Regions from separate parts of the Homo sapiens genome. Here region 1 is linked to region 2. The links are chromatin loops, found by intact Hi-C in ENCODE. Cell type or tissue: endothelial cell of umbilical vein. All regions are shown on one strand.

The links. Peaks named below come from ENCODE experiments on the same cell type or tissue, not always from the same donor. Only the 100,000 strongest peaks of a DNase experiment are listed, where the experiment ranks them.
Region 1: it touches region 2 in a loop (22-fold over the local background); 2 of 110 quality-filtered maps call a loop at or near these places.

Annotation. Positions count from the first base shown.
Region 1 is chr7:783,871-788,870 of GRCh38, reverse strand. DNAAF5 (dynein axonemal assembly factor 5) reads right to left here. Exons shown (of 13, transcript NM_017802.4): 13 at 2,396-3,354. The coding sequence ends at 3,218. Among named protein-coding and RNA genes, the nearest start is that of SUN1, 46 kb to the left of the region's middle. In endothelial cell of umbilical vein, a CTCF peak has its summit at 2,296 (motif pointing left); a DNase peak (open chromatin) is centred at 2,280.
Region 2 is chr7:1,062,958-1,067,957 of GRCh38, reverse strand. All of the region lies in intron 2 of CHLSN (cholesin), which reads left to right. CHLSN-AS1 (CHLSN antisense RNA 1) reads right to left here and starts at 2,227. Exons shown (of 3, transcript NR_187853.1): 1 at 1,874-2,227. RefSeq lists an enhancer at 2,085-2,254 and a silencer at 3,311-3,605. In endothelial cell of umbilical vein, CTCF peaks have their summits at 1,822 and 2,021 (motif pointing right); a DNase peak (open chromatin) is centred at 2,047.

The DNA.
Region 1 (5,000 bases), 280 kb after region 2:
TCAAACACACGTCAAAAGCTGAGTGGGTGAACACACTGTGGCTTATCTATAGAATGGAATATTACGCAGCAGCAAAAAGGAATGAACTATTGATGGACACCCCAACATAGATGGACATCAAAACTGATGAGTGAAAGAGGCAAGACAAAAAAAGTACATGTTGTATTAATGCACTCATTTATGATTTACAAAATTTTTTTTTTAAACAAGGTCTCACTTGTTTAAAAAAAGTGAGTGCAATCTTGGGTAACTGCAGCTTCGATTTCTCAGGCTCGGGTGATTCTTCCATCTCAGACTCCTGAGTAGCTCAGACTGCAGGTGTGCGCCACCATGCCCACTCATTTTTAAAATTTTTTTGTAGAGACGGGGTTTCCCAATGCTGTCCAGGCTGGTCTTGAATTCCTGGCCTCAAGAGATCTGCCCGCCTTGGCCTCCCAAAGTGCTGGGATTACAGGCATGGGCCACCAACACGCCCGGCTCATTTTAAAAATTTTTGGTAGAGATGGGGTCTCCCTCTGTTCCCCAGGCTGGTCTCGAACTCCTGGGCTCAAGTGATCCTCTCCACTCAGCATCCCAAAGTGCTGGATTTTACAGGCATGAACCACCACACCCGGCCTATCAACATTTCAAAGAATTAAGTGGAGAGGGACGTAATGCCTCTTGGGTGTCTGTGAACCCTTGTAGGCTGGGTTTCCGTCTTTCTCTGAACACACGCACCTGTGGACGTGCCAGGTCCCTGGGAGCTCCCTTTACAGATGTGTAGAGACGGAGCGGCAGCGCTGATGTCTCTTCCCATGCTGTGGCCCCAGCATGCAGGGCGAGGGACGGCCCAGGGGTTGGTGCACTTGCGTCCGAGGGGTCGAGGGGCCCCTCACACGTGTGTCCTCTCGGGCAAGCTCCCTGCCATTCATTTCTGGGTCTTGTGACAGAGACAGACGACGGAGCCTCGTGCTGGATGGGAGCTGGATGGGAACTGCTTGGTGCACAGGTGGGGGTCCTCCCAGTCCGCAGCCTCAGAATCACCTGCAGGGCTGACTGCGGCCCACCTGTCTCTGCCTCAGTAGGTCTGGCCTGAGGCCCTGCAATGTGCCTTTCTAACAAGCTTCCAGGTGAGGCTGCTGCCACTGGCTCCATCGCCACCAAGGACCACCGACCCAGGGGCTCTTGAGGGCTCTTCAAGGATGTGGCAGAAGCCACAGAGGTCAAAGGGCACACAAGGAAGAGGTGGAAGACCACCCCTGAGGGCCCCCGAAATCCCTGTGGCCACGAGTTACAGAAGCTGGCGCAGGGAACAGCCATGACGGTGCAACTCTGAAGGGGACCAGAGGGTGGCGAGGGTGTCTAGGGCAGGGGATGTGAGTCCATGGGGCAGGCTCAGCTATACATGCTGACCTCCCAATCCGGACACTCCAGCCATCCCCAAGGCTGAACTCCCCCAACCCTGACACCCCCCAGGGGTGACCTCCCCTAACCCAGACACCCCCCAAGAGTGACCTCCTCCCACCCTGACTCCCCCCAAGAGTGACCTCCCCCAACTCAGACACCCCCCAAGGCTGACCTCCCCCAACCCAGACACCCCCCAAGGCTGACCTCCCCCAACCCAGACACCCCCCAAGGCTGACCTCCCCCAACCCAGACACCACAAGGCTGACCTCCCCCAAACCAGATACCCCCCAAGGCTGACCTCACCCAACCCTGACACCCTCCGAGGTTCACCTCCCTCAACCCAGACACCCCCCAAGGCTGACCTCTCCACCCCGGCGTCCCCCCCAGGCTGACCTCCCACAACCTGGACACCCCAGCCACCCCCAAGGCTGACCTCCCCCAAGGCTGACCTCCCCCACCCAGACAATCCCAAAGGTGACCTTCCCCCACCCAGACAAAACACCCTCCATCAAGGTTGACGTCCCCCAACTCTGAAACCAACCCCCATCCAGATTGACCTCTCTGCACCTGGACACCCCACCTGCCAACCAGGCTGACCTCCCCCTACCCAGACACCCCCAAGGCTGGCCTGCCCTCACCCTGATGCCCCCCAAGGCTGACCTCACCCGACCCTGACACCCCCCAAGGCTGACCTCCCCAACCATGACACCCCTCCCAACGCTGGCCTGCCCTCACCCTGATGATGCCCCCCAAGGCTGACCTCCCCCAACCCTGACACCCCCCCAAGGCTGGCCTGCCCTCACCCTGATGCCCCAGCCCCTCTCAAGGTGAGTCCTATGGGGCCCTCCTTACCAGGGGTGTTCCCCGAACGTGTTGGGAGCTCCTGCCCCCTGGTGTCCAGAGCGGGCACTACGACACCCCACAGAGGAACTCTGGAATTCTAGAGGCTGGGATCCCTGCCTGACATGTCGGTTAGTTACCAACTCACAAAGTCAGGCATACACAATCATTAAAACAAACATTTTTAATTAAATTTTCAAACATGAAAGTATAAACGTTAATATTTGTTGAAAAATATATACGGCATTTCCCCCGTGTGAACACAATGGCTTCCGGTAACACTACCCACTTACAATGAGATCTTTTAGGCACTTGGGTGTAGAATGTGCGAGAGGGAAATGCAACTTTACTTTCCTGCTACCTATAGGGGCAACCACAATTAGATCTCATGAAATATTGTTTTCAACACTGTTAGCATTAACACCGACTTAAAACATACGGTGACCGGACATATAACCTTTAAAGTCCCAGTATATTTAAAACAGGAGAAATCTGATAAGTTGTTAGGATTCTAAATTCCTTTTAGTCTGTTCACTGAGATATTAAATTTCAGTAGACAGAACCCAAAAAGAGATTTCATTTCTTTCTAATCACTTTGGCTTCTTTCTTTTTTGTTAAGTAGGTAAAAACCTTCTTGGTGGGCACCTAAGCAGGATGCAGCCAATAGTTCATGAACCAGCTGCGCACGTGAGGCTTAAAATCTAAGATGCTGCTGAAGTGGCTGCGGGAGGAGCGGCTGCGACTTACTTTTAATTTCAAATCAGCTGCAGATGTTTGGGAGCCCTCTCGATGAACAGAACAAATCACATAACATGCAGAATCCACTCAGAGGCTGTTATTCCAGGGAAAGAGTGGGCAGGTGTCCTGAGGAGTACATTCTTGCTGTCACAGTCTCACTGCTGGCACAGAGGTGCCTTGTTTATGAGATTTAAAGGCCACAAACTCTGGCTCAGGTGGGGACAAGGGTGTGCCGTGGCTGAAACCAGCGTGGTCACTGTGTGGCTGGCACGGCCTGCACATGCTGCAGGAGCTGCTCGCAGTAGGTGGCCGAGCGGTGCTTGTGGATGACGGCCTCCGTCTCCCTCACCAGGAGATCTGGGAACAGCCCGCTGCCCTCTTTGAGGACCTCTGTAAAACAGAAAAACACCTTGAACATGCCAGAAACAAACATGAAACCAATCTTACCTCTCGTGCAAATTGGCTTTGTAGTGAAGTTCAAGCATCTGTAAAAGCATCTGCAAATAACCTGACGCTGCTGGGTGGACATACAGTAGTCACAATGCGGATACGAGTGATCCGACTCACAATGTGGGGACGAATGACCTGACGCTGCTGGATGGGGACACAGTAGTCACAATGTGGATACGAGTGACCCGACTCACAATCTGGGGACGAATGACCTGACGCTGCTGGATGGGGACCCAGTAGTCACAATGTGGATACGAATGACCTGATCCTGCTGGATGGGTGTCCAGCGATCATAATGTGGATACAAGTGACCTGATGCTGCTGGCCACGTGCACGGCAGTCCCAGTGTGGACACGAGCGACCTGATGCAGCGGATGGGTGCACAGTAGTCATAACGTGGATATAAGTAAGCTGACACTCTGGACGGGTGGACGGCAGTCAGAATGTGGATACGAATGACCTGAGTCACAACGTGGACAAGTGACCTGATGCTGCATGGTCACTATGTGAATATGAGGAACCTGATGCTGCTGGGTGGGTGCACGGCAGTCACAACGTGCATTCAAAGAACTGAAAATCGCCTCCTGGCAGTTGTGGGCAGACCATGAAATGATGTCCTGCAGAGTCTTCAGGTGGCATTTTTGGGCTTAGAAACAGGTTTCACAGGAGCAAATAGGCTCAGAAAAACAGGCGACTTTCTTATCCAATTTGCGGATGCCAATTCACCTGCCGCAGTGACTGCAAACCTCCCACGGGCCAGGCATCACCGACACAGCCGGAAATGAACCCATGCTTACGGAGGGTTCATCGGGAAGCAGTGGCCGATGATGAAAATCAGGAAGGCAAACGTGTCAGGGGCTCGTGGTGGTGTGTGTGATGGGGGCAGTGGGAGCTGCAGGGGTGGGGGCCAGAAAGGGTTGGGCGTGTCTAGCTGAGGCAGGAAGAGGATGGGGAGGTTGCTGCAGTGGCTGGGGAGTCTATCAGATTCTGCTGGGAGTTAAGAGGGGGTCCAGGAGGACCTCAAGGTCTCCGCCTTCAGTCTTGAGGACAGATGGCCACTGAGCCACTGAGGGTGGCGGAACCCGGCAGGCAGTCAGGGAGGGGGGTAGCGGCCCAGGGTTCGGCACCAGGCAGCTGCACTTGTGTGTGGAGCTGAGGCCAGGAGAAGAGCTCTGAGGGAGCGGTGCAGACACAGCAGAGGAGCAGTGAGGGGCCCACATGGGCGAGGGAAAGACCAAGAGACTGAGCACGGGCGTCCCGCAGCCAGAGGAGGGTGCGTGGCCGCCAGCTGTGCCTGGCGCTGCTCAGAGGTGCAGGCAGGTGGACGGCTGCAGATGCCTGCCATGGGCCCAGGGCCTCGAGGAGGGGTAAGGCGGGCTGCTTCCAGGGAGCCTGCTGCCAGGCGGATGTGCGGTGGGGGAGGTGGGGGAGGTGGGGGCGGCGTACAGGGCATCTGTGTTTTGTTTTTTTAAAGACAGGAGAAAGAATGGCCTGTACCGTGCAGTGGGGAAGGGAGATGCCCTGTGCAGTCCTGGGGAGGCGAGAGGGCCGGGGCTGCAGGCTGAGCTGGTGCACAGGGGCACTGG
Region 2 (5,000 bases):
CTGGTGTGCACTCCAGCCTGTGTGAAAACTGTGCCCCAAACCCTCACCTCTGGGGTGCACTCCAGCCTGTGTGAAGACTGTGCCCCAAACCCTCACCTCTGGGGTGCACTCCAGCCTGTGTGAAGACTGTGCCCCAAACCCTCACCTCTGGGGTGCACTCCAGCCTGTGTGAAGACTGTGCCCCAAACCCTCACCTCTGGGATGCACTCCAGCCTGTGTGAAGACTGTGCCCCAAACCCTCACCTCTGGGTGTATTCCAGCCTCCAACAGACTGTGCCCCAAACCCGCACCTCTGGATGTACTCCAGCCTCCACCAACAGACTGTGCCCCAAACCCTCACCTCTGGGGTGCACTCCAGCCTGTGTGAAGACTGTGCCCCAAACCCTCACCTCTGGGGTGCACTGCAGCCTGTGTGAAGACTGTGCCCCAAACCCTCACCTCTGGGTGTATTCCAGCCTCCAACAGACTGTGCCCCAAACCCGCACCTCTGGATGTACTCCAGCCTCCACCAACAGACTGTGCCCCAAACCCTCACCTCTGGGGTGCACTCCAGCCTGTGTGAAGACTGTGCCCCAAACCCTCACCTCTGGGGTGCACTGCAGCCTGTGTGAAAACTGTGCCCCAAACCCTCACCTCTGGGTGTATTCCAGCCTCCAACAGACTGTGCCCCAAACCCGCACCTCTGGGTGTACTCCAGCCTCCACCAACAGACTGTGCCCCAAACCCTCACTTCTGGGGTGCACTCCAGCCTGTGTGAAGATTGTGCCCCAAACCCTCACCTCTGGGTGCACTCCAGCCTCCACCAACAGACTGTGCCCCAAACCCACACCTCTGGGGTGTACTCCTGCCTCCGCCAACAGACTGTGCCCCAAACCCTCACCTCTGGGATGTACTCCAGCTTCTGCCAATAGACTGCCCCAAATCCTCACCTCTGGGGTGTACTCCAGCCTCCGCCAACAGACTGTGCCCCAAACCCTCACCTCTGGGTGCACTCCAGCCTCCGCCAACAGACTGTGCCCCAAACCCTCACCTCTGGGTGCACTCCAGCCTCCGCCAACAGACTGTGCCCCAAACCCTCACCTCTGGGGTGTACTCCTGCCTCCGCCAACAGACTGTGCCCCAAACCCTCACCTCTGGGGTGCACTCCAGCCTTTGTGAAGATTGTGCCCCGAACCCTCTCCTTTGGGGCATGTGGGGCCTTCCCTCGTGCCGGGCTGGAGGCTCAGGCTTAGGGATGGGCATCGGCCTCCCCAGCAGGCCCCTGGCAGACAGCTGGGGACGCAGTACCAAGGGTCTGGGGCTGGTGGTCTGGGAGCCTCTGGGCATCCCGTGGACAGACAGGTAGGAGGGCAGGTAGGTAGAGGGCAGGTAGAACCCCTCGTCCCCCCTTCTCTCCTCCAGCTTTTTCCACGTTGAGGTCTGGTCCTGGACTTCCCAACTTACTGGAAGGAATGGCCCGGGATCCTGGGACAGTTTGTAGGGAAGGGAAAGGCTGTTGAGCAGGGCCCCCCGCCGGGAAACAGGCAGTATCCTCCGCTCCCCTGTCCCTCAGCATGGCCCGGAGCTGGCATCTGTGGGCCACGATGGGCCCCAATTAGCCTGGCCCCAAATCTGCTAGGCGGCGTCCAGGCGGCGTGGGGGTCCCGTAGGAGCCCCGCCGGATGCGCAGACACCTACGGCCGCACCGTTGCTGCGTTTGTCGGTATTTTTCCCATTCCGGTCCCCTTCTGTGGGCCTGGGGAAATTCTGGGGGAGGGTGGGCTTTCTGGGCCGGGACCCCGCAGCGCCATGGAGCTTGTCCAGGAACAGAACCGGCGCATTCTCCTTGTCCTCCAGCCGCCGGCTGCCGGCGAAAGCCGTGGCGGGAACTCACCGAGTCGTGTCGGCCCCATGCCGCCTATTGAGAGGCATCCGTGCCGGCCGCGCAGGGCTCCCTCTGGTCCAGGCGCTCTGGTCCTCGGCGGGGCCCCTGCTCTCCTGGTGGGGCCCTGAAAGTGACGGCACCCCGACGGCCACTGGAGGGAGCTCCAGAACCGAGCCTGCCCTTGAGGCCGGAAACCGCGGCTGGCCCTGGAGCTGCCTTTGGATCGCGGAGTATTAAAAGTGCCCGCACTTGAAATCTTACTGCGTGTCCTGAAGAGAGCCCTGTCCCTTTCCCATGAGATGCTGAGCCGTGATCTGTACTCGGGAAGCACACAGATCTCCTGTCTCCACCCTGGCGTGTTCTGACAGGTGCAGCCGCTGTGTCACCAGCACCCCGGCAAGGGAGACCGCCTCCGTCGCCCCTCCCTGGCCCACGCCCTCCCAGACCCGGCCCTCGTCGCCGCTGTGTCGCTGGTGAGGTGGGTTCCCTGCTCTGGAGCTGCTGAAGAGGCTCCAGTACTTTGCACGTGCTCACATCTAGCTGTGTCCCCGCAGCTGCATGTTTTGTGAGGTTCACCCTGTTGCCGCGCCTGTCCCCGGTGGGTCCATTTCGCTGACGAGTAGCATTCCTTCGATGCGCAGGCCACATCTGTTTATCTGTCCACCTGTTGATGTGCAGTTGGGTTGTTTCCAGTGTTGGGCTCTTATGAGCAAAGCTGCCGTGAACATTTGTATACAGGTGCTTGTGTGGACTTCCGTTCCCATTTTTCTTGGGTAAATGTCTGGAATTGGGACAGCGGGGACAGATGTTAACCATGTTTAATTTTGGAAGTGGCTGCCAAGTGGGGTACGTTTTACCTTCCTCCCACCACCTCAGCTGCACACTTAGTGTATGCCAGTTGGCTGGAGCTGGGCAGGAAGCCAGCCTGTCCAGCCTTGGGTCTGGAGAGGGGCCCCAAGGGGTGCCGTGGCCCCTAGAACAGGATGGGGCCATGTTTCCTCCTGCCCAGGGCCTCATCGTTTCTCAGACTGGTGCTGGGAAGAATCTTCGTGCCCCAAGGGGCTCTGCAGAAAGCGTCCTGTGATGATTAGGGTTGGACAGCGGGGAACGCTGTCTTTTCTCTTTAGAAGCCTTAGTGTGTGTGGCACAGCTCAGATGTCCTGCAGAAAAGAATCGGATGCTGCTCGCTTGACCCGGCGTTTCCCACCCTCCCTCCTGGGGCCTTCTGTGCGCCCTGAGTGTGGGGTGGGCTGGGGCTTCTGGAGCCCTGGAGCCTGGCAGCAGGGGCTGCTCACTGCTGTGGGACCCTCTGGGCTTCAGTCTCCCTCGTGTCCATGGGGCGTCCCCCAGGGTCCCTGCTGGCCCCACATCCGACAGTCTGGGGCCAGGTGACTCGGCCGAGGGAGGAGTCCCTGCACCACGCTAGTTTGGGTGGATGCAGGGCTGGCTCTGGAGACTCAGCCTTTGTCTGCCGGTGCCTTTCAGGGTGACACTTGAGCTTTGAGCTTCGGTTCTCCTGTGTGAGGTCAGCTCGGGATTCCCTCCCTTCCTCTCAGGAGTCAGGGTGTTGCGTTTAGGCGCTGTGGGAAGCTCAGGGTCAGGGTCTGGAACCTGTCAGTGCCCCTGCTCCCCACCGCTGTTCCTTCTGCCCTCACCTTCCATGTCTCCTGCTGGGGGCAGCCTCCCTGCACAGCGTCTCCTCAGAGTCCCTGGAGCAAGGTAAGCCTTGTCTCCCTACAGAGCCACCATCTGCTTCCAAGAGTGGAGCCATCGTGCGTCTTTCCGGGGCCTGTTCTGTGGCTGCTAAGGGCCTGGTCTCCCCATCTTCACGTCACAGCCCATCAGGACCCGGCGCTGTGTCGGGTCTCCTACCCTGCAGCCGACGCGTGTGAAGCCTCTTCCGGTCACGGTGTTCCCGGGGAGGAGACAGACGTGTGTGTTTGTGTGTGTGCATGCGTGCTTGCATATGTGTGCATGCTTGCACGCATGTATGTGTGTGTGTATGCTGCCTGAGGCACACACATCTGTCTAAAGTTCGAGATGTTGAAGTGACTCCCTCCCCTCAGAGGCTGCCAGTTTTGAGTGTGGCTAGTCCCCCTGCCCCCCACCTCTGCAGAGGGAAGAACAGGCTGTTTCTGAGGGGTCTTCCATCTTCCAGGTGGGGACTTGCGGAGCTCTGACTTCTCTGTGGTGTGGTAGAGCTCGCCCTTCTGTGGAAAGAGAACAGCACAGGTACAGGGGTACAGTTAGATTAAGGAGCCGTGGCAAGGGCCCACATTCAGATCAAACCAGGAAGGACCTTACATCACTTAGAAACGTGGGCAGAATCCCTAAAGAGGCGCTTCTTTGGAGAGGCCAAGACGTCATTAAGATGGGAAATGCCTTAATCCTCCCCTGGCTTGGCACAAAATACCAGAGACACATGGCACCAAGGGCAGGTGAGGACGTGAGACCACACTTGGTGAGCGTGCGCGGCTGAGGCTGTGTCTGCCCGAGGAGTGCCCCACGCAGGGGCCCATGGTGGGCGCTGGGAGACACGGCAGAACAGCGCCGCTTCGTGCACGAACGCCTGAAGTTGGAAACAGTCCCCATGTTTGTCAGCAGCAGAGTGGACCAGTGAATTGTAGTGCCTGGAACCCGTAGGACACGGGACACGGGAAAATGACGCACACCCCAGGAGCAGCACAGGGAGCCCGTTTCTCAGGAGCACCCGATCAGTCACAGAGTGAGGAAGAGAGCCAAGGCAGTGAGCAGAGGGAAAGCCAGGGGCTTGCTTATGTTGCCAGACCGGCTGCCAGCCCCTGCCCAGTCCTTGTCCCAGCCTCAGGACACCTCCCATCTGTACCCAAAGATTTGCTGTTTGGGGACAGCGTCGCGTGGAAGCCCCAGATGTGGCCGGGGTCAGCTGGCAGTGTCAGAGCTGTGTTCATCTTGTGGTCCCCCAGCGAGTCAAGGTGGCTGAGCAGGATGGGGCGTGGGTCTGTGAGCGATGCCAGAAGACACAGGATGGAGGAGCCCAGAGAGAACGGAGGGGGCAGGTCAGATGCACTCACACGCTCAGGCTTGGCAAAGCCAGGCAGGCCCAGAGCGATTCTGTAAGGGTTAGGGTTCAGATGAGGGTGTTGAGGGTTAGGGT